Regions from separate parts of the Homo sapiens genome. Here region 2 is linked to region 1. Evidence: chromatin contacts called from ENCODE Hi-C or POLR2A ChIA-PET data. All regions are on one chromosome and are shown on one strand. The core of a region is the stretch at or near the end of the contact, and the rest is flanking DNA. Distances in the headings are between cores, read along the strand shown. Region 1 has its middle 29 kb from the start of AREG. Region 2 has its middle 21 kb from the start of AREG.

The links. A loop is a pair of places that touch in the nucleus more often than their neighbours do. ChIA-PET counts read pairs that join two places held with the same protein, here RNA polymerase II (POLR2A). Pooled maps may share reads with other maps.
Region 2: a loop to region 1 is called in a pooled map of heart left ventricle, with 2.8 times the contacts of the local background. The contact joins two enhancer-like sites. A Hi-C loop is called at or near these places in 1 of 168 maps with a recorded cell type or tissue (CD4-positive, alpha-beta T cell) and 2 of 50 pooled maps. POLR2A ChIA-PET finds 5 or more read pairs at or near these places in 2 of 52 experiments (MCF 10A and endothelial cell of umbilical vein).

Annotation. Positions count from the first base shown.
Region 1 is chr4:74,470,545-74,477,911 of GRCh38, forward strand. No RefSeq gene overlaps it. Among named protein-coding and RNA genes, the nearest start is that of AREG, 29 kb to the left of the region's middle. Within about 2 kb of position 2,752, at least 6 of the 41 ENCODE cell types and tissues checked have a DNase peak (open chromatin) inside an H3K27ac peak, as active enhancers do; they include endothelial cell of umbilical vein, where a contact is called at or near this core.
Region 2 is chr4:74,420,381-74,427,747 of GRCh38, forward strand. No RefSeq gene overlaps it. Among named protein-coding and RNA genes, the nearest start is that of AREG, 21 kb to the right of the region's middle. Within about 2 kb of position 2,836, at least 3 of the 41 ENCODE cell types and tissues checked have a DNase peak (open chromatin) inside an H3K27ac peak, as active enhancers do; they include endothelial cell of umbilical vein, where a contact is called at or near this core.

The DNA of each region.
Region 1 (7,367 bases), core at 1,502-4,001:
TTAGTACGACAGTTTTTATTTGTGCCATTACTTAAATATTTTACTGTAGTTGTTTTCAAACATGACATTGGGAAGTGCATCTGAATTATATCGTGAGTTGAGGTGAGGGCAATTCGATTAGGTTCTATGTCTTCCACTCCCATTGCAATTAGAAATCTCTGCTTCTGTGTGTGTTGAATTGGACTTCTAAGAAGGTTCTCATCAGAATAAACTCTGTATAACTTCAAAACAATAAAAAATCACTAATAGAATTTTATATTTCTATCATTGTCTCATAAAATAAATGGAAATAGAAAAGTAGAAACACAAATAACTTCATATAATTAAGTCATAGATACACATTAATAGACTGCCAAAGTGACAAGTTTTTAATCCTCGTCAGACACATATTGTGATTACTTTCATTTGGGAAAGGAAAGAACAGAAGTAACAAGTACCATCAAAATTATTTGAAAAAAGTGACAAAATTATGGATTTTGAGATGTTTCACTTTCTGGACAGTAACTCTTCCCACGAGGCATGTAAGCTCTATTTGACATTGGCATTTTCAATCTCCTTTAAAGCTAAAGTAGGGAATACTTGTACGAGGTTAACAGAAAAATGAATCAAAATTATCCCTATTAAAAACCTATCTTCTTTTCAGTGGAAGAAAATCATTTTTTTTTTTCTTGGGGATGATGCCCCAGAAGGCATGACTCCCCTCTGGGAGTTCATGGATCTGTGATCTTTCTGGGGAATCACTGACAATTAACACGCCTCTGGGAAGCAAGACCTATATAAGAGAGAGGTGAAGGGAGGGGCCTTCCTAATTGAAAAGCCCAGAGATCTAGCTAGACACTTCAGGGAAATGTACTGTTTGAACTTGTTCTGGGAGGGCCAGCTGATCAGTTAGATTACCTTTTGACACACAACAAAAGCTCTTTAGGGTAGAACTGCAGGCTCTGGGTAGAGCTTCCCATTTAAAAGCAAAGATTGCCTGTGGCATTGGGGCACACCCAAGTCTTCTGACAACTAGCTACCAAGCTCTAGAGCATGACAAAAATAAGGGGATGGAGAATAGGAAATTTGACAAACATTATGGAACAGGGATGAGGTAGAGGGAGTTGTGAAAAGAAGGGTGGGTGAGAGAGGGAAAGCTGGAAGGAAAGGGATCACTAGGAGGGAAGGATGGGTTCAGAGAAAATTTAACCAAATTTAATGAAACATTAACTATAAACTAATGCTTGTTGCTCACTGTGTGGTGGGGACACTTGAGAGTTTGTTAGGAGCACAGGATCTGAGACCCCAATGCAGATGTAATGAATCTGCATTTGAACACAATCTCCAGGAGAATACTGTTCACATTTTGTTTGAGAACCACTGCTAACACAGCTGTCTGAGAAATGGGCTGTGGAGACTCACAGGAAGAAACTGCTATGGGTTGAATTGAAAAGACCATAAATTTTAAAAAAGTTAAACTTCTAAAATATTGTTTGAAAGTATTCAAATAAAGGTGTTATCTCATACAAAACATATACCCTCCTACTATATCTTGCTATGTTAGGTTAGGCAGAACAATACATTGATTGAAACTTGAAAAATTCTGGAAAACAGAATTAACAAACAGCACACCATGAGGTGACACTGAGTATGTCTTTAGTGAATTGATATAAATAAGCAATAATCAATAAGTAATGATGAAACTGAATTGAGTTGACTGCTAAGGAGCCAATTTAAATCAGATATGAAAACTTTCTTGTTTGTTCACAGCTTAGAATAATAAAGTAAGTTACATTCGTGGAGGATAAACCATATTCCAGGCACTTCTCTATATGTATTATCTTATTTAGTCATTATTATACTATGAGTAGGTGTAATTATTCCCTGTCTACAGATGAGGAGGAAGATTAGGCTGTAGAGGACTTAAGCAATTTAAGCAAGATACCATAGCTAACAATAATGGTAAAGCTGAGCACTGTACCTTGCAATCTAATCCCAGAACATGTGTCTTTAGCAACTACATACTGCCATCCATGAGAAAGGAATCAAAATGCCCAGCCTAGCACCATAGTGGAGGGAAGTTTGGCTCAAAAGAATATACTCCAAGACCATATAGAGTGCAAAATAGCCTTTTTAGCAAAAAACTCACTGGCGATTCAGCTGACACAGAGTATTGTTTCTGTGACTATGTTCTAGGTAGTTTTTTAGAGGTGTAGCCCTTGTATTTATCCACTGGCATTGGCCTTTGGGTTCATGTGTTGAAATGGCCCTCCTCGGCTCCCCCACTATATCTTCATCATTGTTTGCTTCTGGCAATATTGGTTTAGCATCTTCTGAGCAATTGATGGATGGCTGGTTTATTTTTCTTCAAAAGGCCTTGCTGTTGGGATAGCTTAGAGGTCTTATCCCCACTTTCTGTTGCCCAGAATATTCCTGTCTGCAGGTATGTCATCCTACGAGTTATCACCATTGATAGAATCCCAGCACACAAATTTGTCATATGCAACATAATATCATGTCACAAAATGTCATATTCCTTACTTTAAGGAATTCAAGGAATTAAGCATTCTTTTCCAGGCACTACTTTTGACTCTTCTTCCAGCATAGGACCCCATTTAGCTAATATTTTGAATATATCTTCTTAGGGCACTCTACTTGCTAGACTTAGGTTGAGCACTTCCTTTCAAGGGACTAGGTCCTTTGTGAAGTGCGGATAACTTCCTTTCTGAGCACGGGTACATTTCTTTACTCTCAGATCAAGTTGTTCTATTCATAGGCATGTCAGATCTTTCATAATCAGAGCCGTGCTGACTAAGCCATGCTGGAATTCAGTCAGGGAAAAGAGAATCAGCTGAAATGAAGTTGCTCCAAGGGGGTTGGACGAGATGAATATTGACTGCAGGAAGCAGGGTCTGGGAGAAACTTGGCCTCTAGATTCAGGTCTAGTCTCTATATCCCTGTCCATGTCTCTGTTAGGAAATGATGGGTAGGACTGAGAAACTTTGGGACATTTATTGCTCTCAGCAAGCCAAGAACCCAGGGCCATAAGCAAAGACTTGAGCTGAGGCAGGTTAGATGAGGGCATGTTGCCCTGTTTTAACAACCTGTCAACAACTTAAGGGGAATTACAGAACATTTTGTCTGTTTGTTTAAATTTTTTTTCAGAAAAGATGCTATCTTTGAGAGTGCTTGAGCTTTTTCTCCAGGACCTCTTCATTTCTCCACATATTTTTTCTTCAGAGATGGCCTCTCCTTTCCAGGTTACCCCGCTTACCTCAGGCTTGGGCTGTTTTCTCCTCTTGGAGGTCACCACATCACTCTAATTTTCTTCTGTGACAATCTGTCCATACATCTTAGTGTTAGGATGGCATCTCAACCAACATTTCCCTAACAGAACTCATTACCTTTATTCCTCAACCTGCTGTGCTTCTAATTTACATTTATTGCTTAAAACATCTCCCTCTCTCTTCTCCTTTCTTTACTGAATATCTAATAGTACTGAATCTACCTGAATAAAACTTCTTACATTGGTTGGTTTTCTATTTTTCATTCTCTGCTATTACTTAGCTCTAATTAGCACTTGTTTAAACAGTTGCAAAGCCTTTCTTTCATGAATTTCCTGCATTTCAACAGTTCATTACTTTCCTCTCCCATTAATGTTTCATAGAATTGCCTGATTAATATTACTGGAACAAATCACTGGTCATATAATTTTGCTCTTTAAATATCCAATGTCATTATTCTCTTTTATTTCCTAAATGACCACCCATTCCTGCATACTCATTATTCCCTGGAAACATGAAGTGGACACATAATCCTGGGAGTAGCTTCCAATATTACTTCTGAGATGCACCCTTTCTTTTCCTATAGATGAGATCCCCTGTCTATTCCCCTCACTACCACTGCTCAGCAACTTCTACATAGTAGGGAGTTTTTAAGCACATTAAGTTTGTGAGTCAAGGCCAAGTTCCCATCCTCAGCTACCTCCATGTGTTTAGGATGATCTGGCTCCCAGAATCAAAACACTGCTCCTTACTCAGTACTCAAGCATGCCTACAAGTTCCTCTTTTAAAAGACGGTTTTCCAAGACAAGTCTAGTCTATAACAGTAGTACTGGATCGATGTGAGGAATTAACCTCAGCCCATCTATCCAGCAATCTTCTAAGGTGTCTTACCACGATTTCTATTTTAATAAGAGACCCAGAAATATTCTTGGCACCTTTATCCCTCCCCTTCCCTCCAGGAAATGCTGTCATTGAGGTACTGACCAGCCCAGATGTAGTGTTCCCACACTGTCAGGCAATGAATCATGAAAGGAACCAAAAAAGTTTTTCTGCAGTCACACTCCAACTGGAGCCTTGTGCATACATCCAAGCCTATTAGTATCATAGTTAACCATTAATTATATCAATAACATGAAATCGATGAGCTGCCACAGGAGGAAATGCATTCCTAAAGCAGGAGGGTGGGTATAGAAAGTGTGGGTGAGAAGATGGGGAGAGAGAAAAATCCTGTGATCTTTATGGTTTTATATATGTAATTAAGGCTCCTTTAAATCTGGGCAACTTGGCAGCTTAGGTTGATCTCTTTACCTTGCCAACTAAAATGTTCTGTAATTCCCCTTAAGTTGTTGACAGGTTGTTAAAACAGGGCAACATGCCCTCATCTAACCTGCCTCAGCTCAAGTCTTTGCTTATGGCCCTGGGTTCTTGGCTTTGCCAGGAGAAGGTGTGGCTTTGGGAGAGTGCACCAAGTTCACAATCTTGCAGTCATTGTATACAAGGCATCAAGGAGGCTGTGCTCCTGTGCATGAGTACAATAAGCAGGGCCTGGCACTGGTAGGTCAGAGGCATGCCGTCTTTAAACCTGATAAAGTTCATGAGACTGCAAAAAGAATATTAGAGAGGAAAAAAGAAAAAGAGGTCAGAGGCTCTGTGAGCTATGATTTCTCTATTTGGGTGCATTTATATATGCTTGTACAGCAAATGTCACTCTGGACTGGGAGCTGTACAACTCCAGCAGGTTTGGCTGTGGTCCAGTCATCATTTAATTTGAGAATTTGTAGTGATGGCTTAATGAGCTCTGTTGATGAAATGGTAATGGGTTTGCTGCAATAAAATTGGGGTCAATATGACAATCTTTTGAACATAAACATGCCAGCAAAGAAGAGAAAAGGAAGAATTAAAATTGCTTTATTTATTTTCTAAACAAAACTAAACAAGAGCCATATTTCAAATCCCTTTTCGCTGAAATTAAGAACATGTGAACAAAGCCTGCTCTAAAAGCTTACTCCAAACCCATGTACATTCATATAAGTTAATTTCCTTAGAATAAGAATACAAAATACATATATAATCCTAATATTAATAAGTCCCAAATTAAGTTACATTAGCATTAATACTTATCAGGGTAGCTACATAATTTATGGGGCCCAGTGCACAGTGAAAATCGGGGGGCTACTGGTTCAAAGCACAGGAAAGAATTTTCATTAAAGGAAATAAAATAAAAGATATGTTTTTGCAGTCTTTTCTTTGGCTTTTCATGGTGTTTTTAAATGTCCAAGTAAAAAAATTAATAAATTTATATTAGCTTGAATTTTACCATTCATCTTTATATTGTGCAATAAGTTTTAAATGCAAATGTAACATCATTTAGCTTGTATACAGAATCAATAATATTGCACGATTCTTACTTTGTAGTTCATATATGCATATGCATTTCTTTCTTCCCAGAATAGTAGAAACACTGGACATGACTAAACTAACTCACGTGTTTTTATTTTACTTCTTGATATGCACACATTCTACTAACTCTCTACCTTCTGCTTACTAATTAATAAGGAGATATTGAAAGGAAAGAACTGTGGTTTGTGCTATCCAATGGTTTCCTTACAGGTTATCATTGTCAGTGTAAGTAGTTTGCTAATACAGGAAATAAACATAAGAAGCAAAAGATAAATGCTGTATATTCTACTTGGACTCAAAGGTATCCCACATTTCAGCAGTCTAATTACAATTAAACAAAAACAAGAGTTGAAGTACAGAGAGCGAGACTCTCTTAAAAAAAAAAAGTACAATATTAGAACGGATATCACAGCCAGTATATGTATCACGAAAGTAGGCTGGGCACAGTGGCTCACCTCTGTAATCCCAGCACTTTGGGAGGCTGAGGCAGGTGGATCACCTGAGGTCAGGAGTTCGAGACCAGCCTGGCCAATATGTGAAACCCTGTCTCTGCTATTAAGTACAAAAATTAGCTGGGCATGGTGTTGGGCACCTGTAATCCCAGCTACTTGGAAGGCTGAGGCAGGAGAATCGCTTGAACCTGGAGGGTGGAGCTTGCTGTGAGCCGAGATCACGCCACTTCACTTCAGCCTGGGCATAAGAGCAAAACTCCATCTCAGAAAAAAAAAAAAAAAAAAAAAAAAAAAAGAAAGTAATATAGAGAATTAAAGAATTTCAGAAGAAAGAGAGAAAATGGAGAAGTGAGCAAATCAACATCGTCAGTAACACTGTTCTCATCAAATTCTCAATTAGAAAAAATAACAGTCTAGGTGAGGAAATTTGAATCTTGCGATTCAAATTTGGAAAAGTAAAGATGGAAATGTCAAGAGTAGGGATAACTAGGATAGAAAGATAGTGCTGGACCAGAATTCAAGATCTTAGCTAAGGCATTTTTGCTTAATATTATAACCATTGTTTTAATAAGAAAATAAGAAGAGCTACCATTTGGTGGTTTCCTATTTCATGCTAGGGACTGTGACTATCCCTTTATATGCGTTAACTAACTCCTCTAATCTTCATGACAAGCTGTAAGTTAGGTACTGTTAATCAGCCTCTTTTTGACAGAATAATAAATTATGTTAAATAACTTGCCCATGGGTTTCACAGCTGGTAAACAGAGGAGCCCGAGCATTTGAGGGTAAATAATTGGAGTATTCAGAGAAGAGGAATGACAGGATGTTACGGGGTTAAATCTATCAATACGCACTTAGAACCTATTGAGTGGCGCTTTCTGGAGGCAGCGGTTCAATCAGTGCAATATCGAAATCATATAGATGTAAAATTTTAAAAGTGTGCACTAGGGAGAAGCAATAGAAATGTGAAAGAAAGAGGGAGATAAAAGATAAAAAAAGAAATCATCAAGTTTGAGGGCTCTTGGCTAAGAGATAGCAAAGAATCAGATTGTTAGTTTATACCAGAAGTGGCAAAATCATGGTCCACTAGCTGAATTTGGTCTACAAACCTGCTTTCTGTGGAGAGCTGATTATAGGATTACTTGCCAAAATTTAAACTTTTAAAAAAAATTACATGAAAACATGAAACTTTGGTTAATTATTTGTTTTAAATAGAACAATTTGGGAATGTGGGTCCTCATTAAATTATGGT
Region 2 (7,367 bases), core at 1,586-4,085, 50 kb before region 1:
TATGAAAGCCATCATCATCTCAATCCTCTTTATCTCATTTTTTTAAACTGTCGTACACCATTTGGAATTGTTATCTTTATTTTTATACTAAATTGTTGACAGGTTGTGGCCCTTCATTGTAGTAAGAATAGGAGCCTTATCTGTCTAGTTTAAAGCTAGTTTTCATCTATAAATGCACCTGGCACATAGTAGGTGCCAAGTAAATATTTATTGAAGCAATGAATGAATGAAACAAGCACATGATGCAAATTATGCTGATAAAATAAGTTTATTGGGCCAGGCCTGGTGGGTCCTGCCTGTAATCTTAGCACTTTGGGAGGCCGAGGTGGGTGGATCACCTGAGGTCAGGAGTTAGAGACCAGCCTGGCCAACATCGTGAAACCCTGTCTCTACCAAAAATACAAAAATTAGCTGGGTGTGGTGGCACGTGCCTGTAGTCCCAGCTACTCGGGAGGCTGAGGCAGGAGAATTGCTTGAACCCGGGAGGCGGAGATTGCAGTGAGCCGAGATCGTGCCATTGCACTCCAGCCTGGGCAACAGGAGCGAAACTCCATCTCAAAAAAAGTGTTTATTGAAAGCAATGTCTAAAGCTTAGATGTTCAAGTATCTAACTAGTCACTTGACAGCTGAAGTAAACAAAAGAAGAAGATTCTGGTATAATATAACATTGGCCTTTCTATGAGCCAAAACCCAGAGGACAACTAGATCCTGCGGATTCTCTTTCATCTGCTTACTCATTTCTCTTCCCCAGCTGTTCTTAAATTATGCAGGTAAAAACACTTGCACATTGTGGTGTACTTGATAAACATAAAATGTTTTTATTTCTTTTACCAAGAATCATCTTACATTCACCCTACTTCTTTGTTTAAATTGAGGAAAACAATGGTTACATGAGGGAGAACTAGTAGACATAAACTAAAGGTGCAGCTCGTGAAAGCAATCCACCTCCCCCGGGTGTCTCCCATGGATGGAGTGCAATCACTGTCCTCAAAACAACCCTACAAAATACTCCTTTTCATTCCCATTTCTCTACTGAGGACACTGAGATTAAAAGGGTTTTTAATAGTCTGTCCAAGATCACAAAACTAAAAATTAAAGCTGGTTCTGATTCCAAAACTAATATTTTCTGCTCTAACAAGTTGCTCCAGAAGGGCAGTGCTGTGTGAAAAGGGGAGCCGATTATTTTATCACTTTCCCCAGTCCCTACTCCACATTTCATGCAGTATTTCAACGTGATGGCTCCTAGCAACAGAATTCCTTGAAATATAAAAGAAAATGTAGGTCATTTATTCCTCTGCCTCCTCATAAACATGCTTATTTCCCTGAGATCTTATTTCCTCAGTGATTTAGACTTATTTTACCATCGTCACTATGAAGAAGAAGGAGAGGAAGAAAAAAAAGGAGAAGGAAAAGAGGAAGGGGAAGAGGAGGGGAAGGGGAAGGAAGATGGGGAGGAAAAGAGAAAGAAGAAAAAAGAAGAAAAGGAGGATGCTAATGGGGAGGAGGAGGAAAAGGAAGAGAAAGAGGGAAGAAGAGAGGAAGAAAGGAAGGAAAGAAGGACAAAAGAAAGAAAACACATACATTAAGGCTCTTGGCACAAGGATCTGTCATATGTGTATGTGTTTGTGTCTTTTTTGGCCTAATTTACATAGACATGTCTCCTATTTCAGAAAATGAGGCTAAACAGAAAACCACTTTTCCTCTATTTACATCTTGTACCAAAATGTTTGGCTCAACATCAATCTAGATTTTGGGTTTCTCTTTTACCACATAAATTATTCTCCTTCCACACAATTAATAGGCTCTGATTTGCTATTTCTGGTCTTTGATGAACAACCTTTAACAGTGGCTATTTTTTTTTTTTTTGCTATTACTATAACTTTTATAGGAAATATACCATTAAGTAAGGCAAAGGAGAAGTTGGGGTAGAGAGTGTGGAGGGTATAGGAAAAGAAACGGTGATGAAACTTAGTTTTAAATAGGAAACTAGAAAGGAGAGAGAGTGATCCTATTCACCATAACTCAGCCCTCAAGAAAAGAAGAGGCTAAGCAGGATTGACTGTTTCTTAAATTGAACACGGCCATCTAGGGTAACTGTGGCCATTATTTTGTGTGTGTGGGATCGAAGCTTCAACTCCCAGGGTTAACAGGCTGGCTTTTGGCTCCCACATCTACTGTTCATAACTCTATCTCTTTTCCAGTTTTTTTTGTAGACAAGTAAATCAAAGTGTTCAAAGGTTAAGTAACTTCTTAAAGCCATCTACATAATAAGTAGGAAAACAAGATTTGAATCCAGACTGTTTTCCTCCAAGAGTCAGGCCTTTATCACCTACTCAGTAATGCTTATATCATTTAATACTTATTTCATGATTCTGTATGTACTCTGGGGACTGGTATCTTCTCTCTGCTATGGCCCGAGAGGTGGCCTTGTGCCACAGCATTAGAATCTTTCAAACCAGAACTTTTATCAAAGTGTCAAAATGTGGATAAGGCGAATGAGAAAAGATAAAATTAGGACTGTAAGCGAGATATTTACTTAACTTAGGTTAAAAGATTTGACCAGTCTCCAGGTGGATATAGAATTCTATGACCTCTATGGTACCTTCTAATTCTTAAAATTATTTGATATTGTTAGAGAGGAATCTGAAGTTTTTGGCTAAAATGATGATGGGAATTAGAAGGTGCCATAGAGGTCACATAATTCTATACCCACCTGAAGATTGGTCAAATCTTTTAACTTAAGTAAATATCTCATTTGCAGTCCTAATACAGTCTCTTCTCATTCCCCCATCCATGTTTTGAGACTGATAAAAGTTCTGGTTTTAAAGAGTCTAATGCTCTGGCACAAGGCCACATCCCAGGCTGTAGTAGGGAAAAGATAGCAGTCCACAGAGTACATGATGATAAACAAAGTTATCAAGAGCTGGTTGTAATAAACTAAGAATAGCATGTAACTCACTTCCAAGTTGTTGGTGTTAGCTCTATAGTGCTGACAACAAGGAAAGTAAACAGTCAACAAAATGGTTATGACTCAGACATAGGACATGGTATGTTTATAGAAAGCCAAGTCTGGCTCTTTCTTTGTATCCCACGTAGTTCCTCCTTATGCTGAGTTCCTTTTGAAGTCAATTAAAGCTCTGCCATGGAAATTCATTAGAAAACATGTAGGAGAAAACAAATCCAATAGTCGGTGCTTTAAATAACAATCATTTAGGGAAAAAAATTACATCTGATTAAGAATCTGTCCCAAATATTTCTTGACACCATACAGGTAACAATCAATTATACTGAAACTAAAGAATAGATATGCAAATGCTCTTTAAGTACTTCCTTTGCATAATTAATTTATATAAACATGCTTTTGTTTGTACACTCTATTTGATCATAAAAATAAAAAAATTGCAGCATAACAAATTTCCCATTTAGAGATACATCAAGAAAGTTTAATTCTGCCTTTCCGCATTCCCCGTCCGTATTAAGCCCTTTTATTCATGAAACAAAAATTTTACTAAAATTACTTGCAACTATAAAACTGAAATTTACTTACCCCTGAAAGTGTTAATGATTCATATGAGAATAGAATACAGATATGCTAAATTTTAAAATAATATCTAAAATTTATGACAATATGCCTTAAGGGAAAATCTTAAAAGCTTTCAAAAAGGGGGAGGTATCCTAAAAGGAGAGTCAGACTGATGCTGTTGGACTTCTCAGCAGCAAGACTGAACATTAGAAGGCAAGGAAGCAATTACTATACTGTATGGAGTGAAATTATTCTGAAACTGGAATTTGATACACGGCTAAACTATCAATCATATGTGAAAGAAAATAAAGCCATTTTAAGATGTAGAAGTACTCAACAGCTCACATATCCTTTGTGAAAATGTTTATTTGAGGGGATACATTAGGGTAAAAAAATACAAAAACAAAACTGAAAGAGAGAACATGAAAGAGAATGACACCTGGTACAAAAACAAACAAACAAACAAAAAACAATACTAGCTGAATATGACCCACAAGAAGTAAAGGAAACTAGGCAGAAAGATACTTTGGGATATACTGATACACAGAAATGCTTGGAAAATTCTCCTTTGAATAGCAAAATTTAAACGATATCCCTTTCTCTGCAGGTATAATATTTTCATGGTTCCCTAATGTTGTAAATGCTATTTATTAATATTTAATTTTTAAATAATCTATGTTAAAAAGCATAAATGATGCTAATTGTAGTAACAGAATAGAATGTCAAAGCTATAAAGTAGGGCAATATTAATGTAATAAAATAACCATTGGAGGAGATTAGGAATTAAAAAGTGAAGAAGTAAAAAGACAGAGTAAAATGCACTAATTTCTATTTTTCATTAGGAAGGAGAAATATTCTCTATGTAAAATCAATCAATCAAAAACAGTATTTTTTAAATCATAAAGGCAACTGAATAAAGAAGAATAAAATTATAACTTATGAAAAATTGAGAATTAGGCCGGGCTCAGTGGCTCATGCTTATAATCCCAGCACTTTGAGAGACAGATAATGGCAGACCGCTTGAGGTCAGAAGTTCGAGACCAGCCTGGACAATATGGCAAAAACCTATCTCCACCAAAAATACAAAAAATTAGCCAGGTGCGGTAGTATATTCCTGTGATCCCACCTACTGAGGAGGCTGAGGTAGGAGGATCACTGAGCCTGGGAGGCAGAGGCTGCACTGAGCCAAGATCATGTCACAGCACTCCAGCCTGGGTGACAGAGTGAGACACTGTCTCAATTAAAAAAAAAAAAAAAGAGAGAGAGAGAATTAAATGGAATTGGGAGATCATGTTAGGTATTACTTTTTTCCCATAAATGGAACTAAATAATGTTTAAAATTGATAAGTTGAGAATAGAGTTATCACAATAGTGTATATATATAAATTTATATATATATATATAAATTATGATAACCATCACCAGAAGAACTAAAAACAAATGGATACCAGAGATTACATCTAGAAAATGGCACTGAGGAAGTGGTAATGGAGGCAAGAGACCTTTAGGAATTATTCTATGCACATTTTTACCCTGAATTTATTTTGATTTAATCATACCCTATAATTACTTTGAAATTTTAACAATAAAATGAATGAAACAACTTGGTTTCAATTCTGTGGTTATCCACTTATTTTTATGTGTTGGCATTCCAAAAAGAATTTAAGGAGGCTCACCTCTGTGAGAGTTTTTAGGTTTTATATTTATTAAAGCTTTTTCTTATACGAATAATATATTTTGAATTTGTTTTTTCCAAGGCATCCTTTTGACATTTTGAGAATATATGTTGAAGGAAAAATGTTCTCAAAAATACATGGTTGCTACAAGGCAACGTGTCGGTGATTCAGGAGATATCAGAGGTTTTCCTTTCAATCACACCGTGGTTATTCCACTCCACCACTGATAATCTGTGTTGGGTAGAAAACCGACCCATCTTAGATGACATGTCTGAGCTTTGAAATGCAATATCTGCTGTCAATGTTCCCAACAGCCCAATACAGTCTTTTTATTCTATACCAAAATTTGCCCTTATCATGTTGAAATCCTTAATAAAATTCTCTTCAGCTTGCGCTAGGAGAATCATTTCTTGATTGCATGTACTTAATTCCATAGATTAATATCAGAAGCCTCAAACAGCAGTCTCCAAATCCCTGAATTGTATATAATTTTCAAATAGCACATATTTTGATAACTCTTGAATGCATGAAAATGCTACATGGTAAGGTCTCCAGAATGACTCATGTTTAATAGAACCTCCACAGCAAGAGTTCTTGGTAGCTAACAGTCTTTCTCAAAACATGAGGAAACAAAGCAAGATGATGTCAGAGAAGATGAGCCCCAGAGGAACACCACTGACTGCCTGAGCTTTGGCTTGCTGTCTGTTTATATGGTTTGTGACAAAGAAAAGAGGTCACGGAAGAAGAGTATTTGTTGTTTTAAGAATGAGACATCAGATATGTCTTAAGATGTGTCTTCAGAATCTATTTCATGGTTTCTATATGAGGCTGCTGACAGTGGTCCAGCCAGCTTATAGACACAGCTCTGACAGCTGCTTTTCTCTGGCTCCTAATTAGATGCAGACTAAATGCTGTTCCTTTGCCTGGAACACTAGTATACTCCTTCCCCAATCCTTGCCCCCAATTAAATATGCATAGGATCACCTTGTCCCATTCTAATCAGTACAACTCACCCTTTCCAGGTATCATTTCTCCCAGGAAGCTTTGCTGAATCTACCAAGTCTAAGCTAAATGCCCACACTCTGTAAATCTCAGGGTTCCATGTAATTTTCTTAGTATCATGCCACTTAATTACAATGTACTGTTATTTTCTGCTTCTTATGTGTATCAATTTCTGCACCCTAGGGCCTACCACAGTGCCTGGGATGCAATAGGTGCTGAATAAATACTTGGTGAATGAATCAGTGACCTGTAGGCTCAAAACTCCATCATGGCTATTCTTGGAGGGTAAAGCTGACTTGGAGAGGTGGTCTAACCAAACTTGCACAAGAGTGAAGTAAAAATCCAGAAAGTGAATTTATAAATTTATAGTGAGAATTATGACTGAAGTGACAGGACAAAAGGATCCATCTAGCCTGCACTACCCTTAAAGAAGTAGAAAAGACAAATTCTAACCAGAAAGTTGCAACGGCATTAGACTGAGTGAGGTGGATATATTCATCTCTTCAGTAATGATGTATCAGCTACAAGAGAAAAGAGATGGATTCCTTCAGTTAGAGAAGACCCTTCTTAGAAATGTGTTCAGATAGACAGAGCCAACCTTAGTCTTCCTAAATCTCCCTTCTGATTTGTACTTCAGTTTTATTAAATTAGTCAATATCTTACAGGCCTAGGAGAAATTTTGGTCTTTTAGAGTTATTTCACATATCTGTTCTGCTCTATTCGTTATTATAAACTCAGAGGTCAATTCATTTCTAGTTACTTTCACCCATGGTACCATCAGTATTTCCATTTATCAAGCAATTAATTTCCACTTTAAAGCATTGTTAAGCACCTACACTATGTATAGTGCCATGCTAGCCATTATATATAGTGATTAAATGCAAGAGCTTTGGGTCAAAGAGACCTGGGTTTGGATCCTACTTCTCTTCAGAAATGTGTGATTTCCAGCAAATAATTTGAACCCTTGATTTCCTCATTTGTTACACAGGGATGATAATACTTACATTATAGGGTTTTATGAGTATCATAGGAGATAAAATCTATAAAGTTTAGAGCATAAACTCTCAGGAAATGCTATCTAAATTACATGATAATATTCACAATTTAAAGGAACTCTTTCTTGTCAGAGGCATGTCTTGCTGTAAAAGGAAAAATAGTCCCCAACA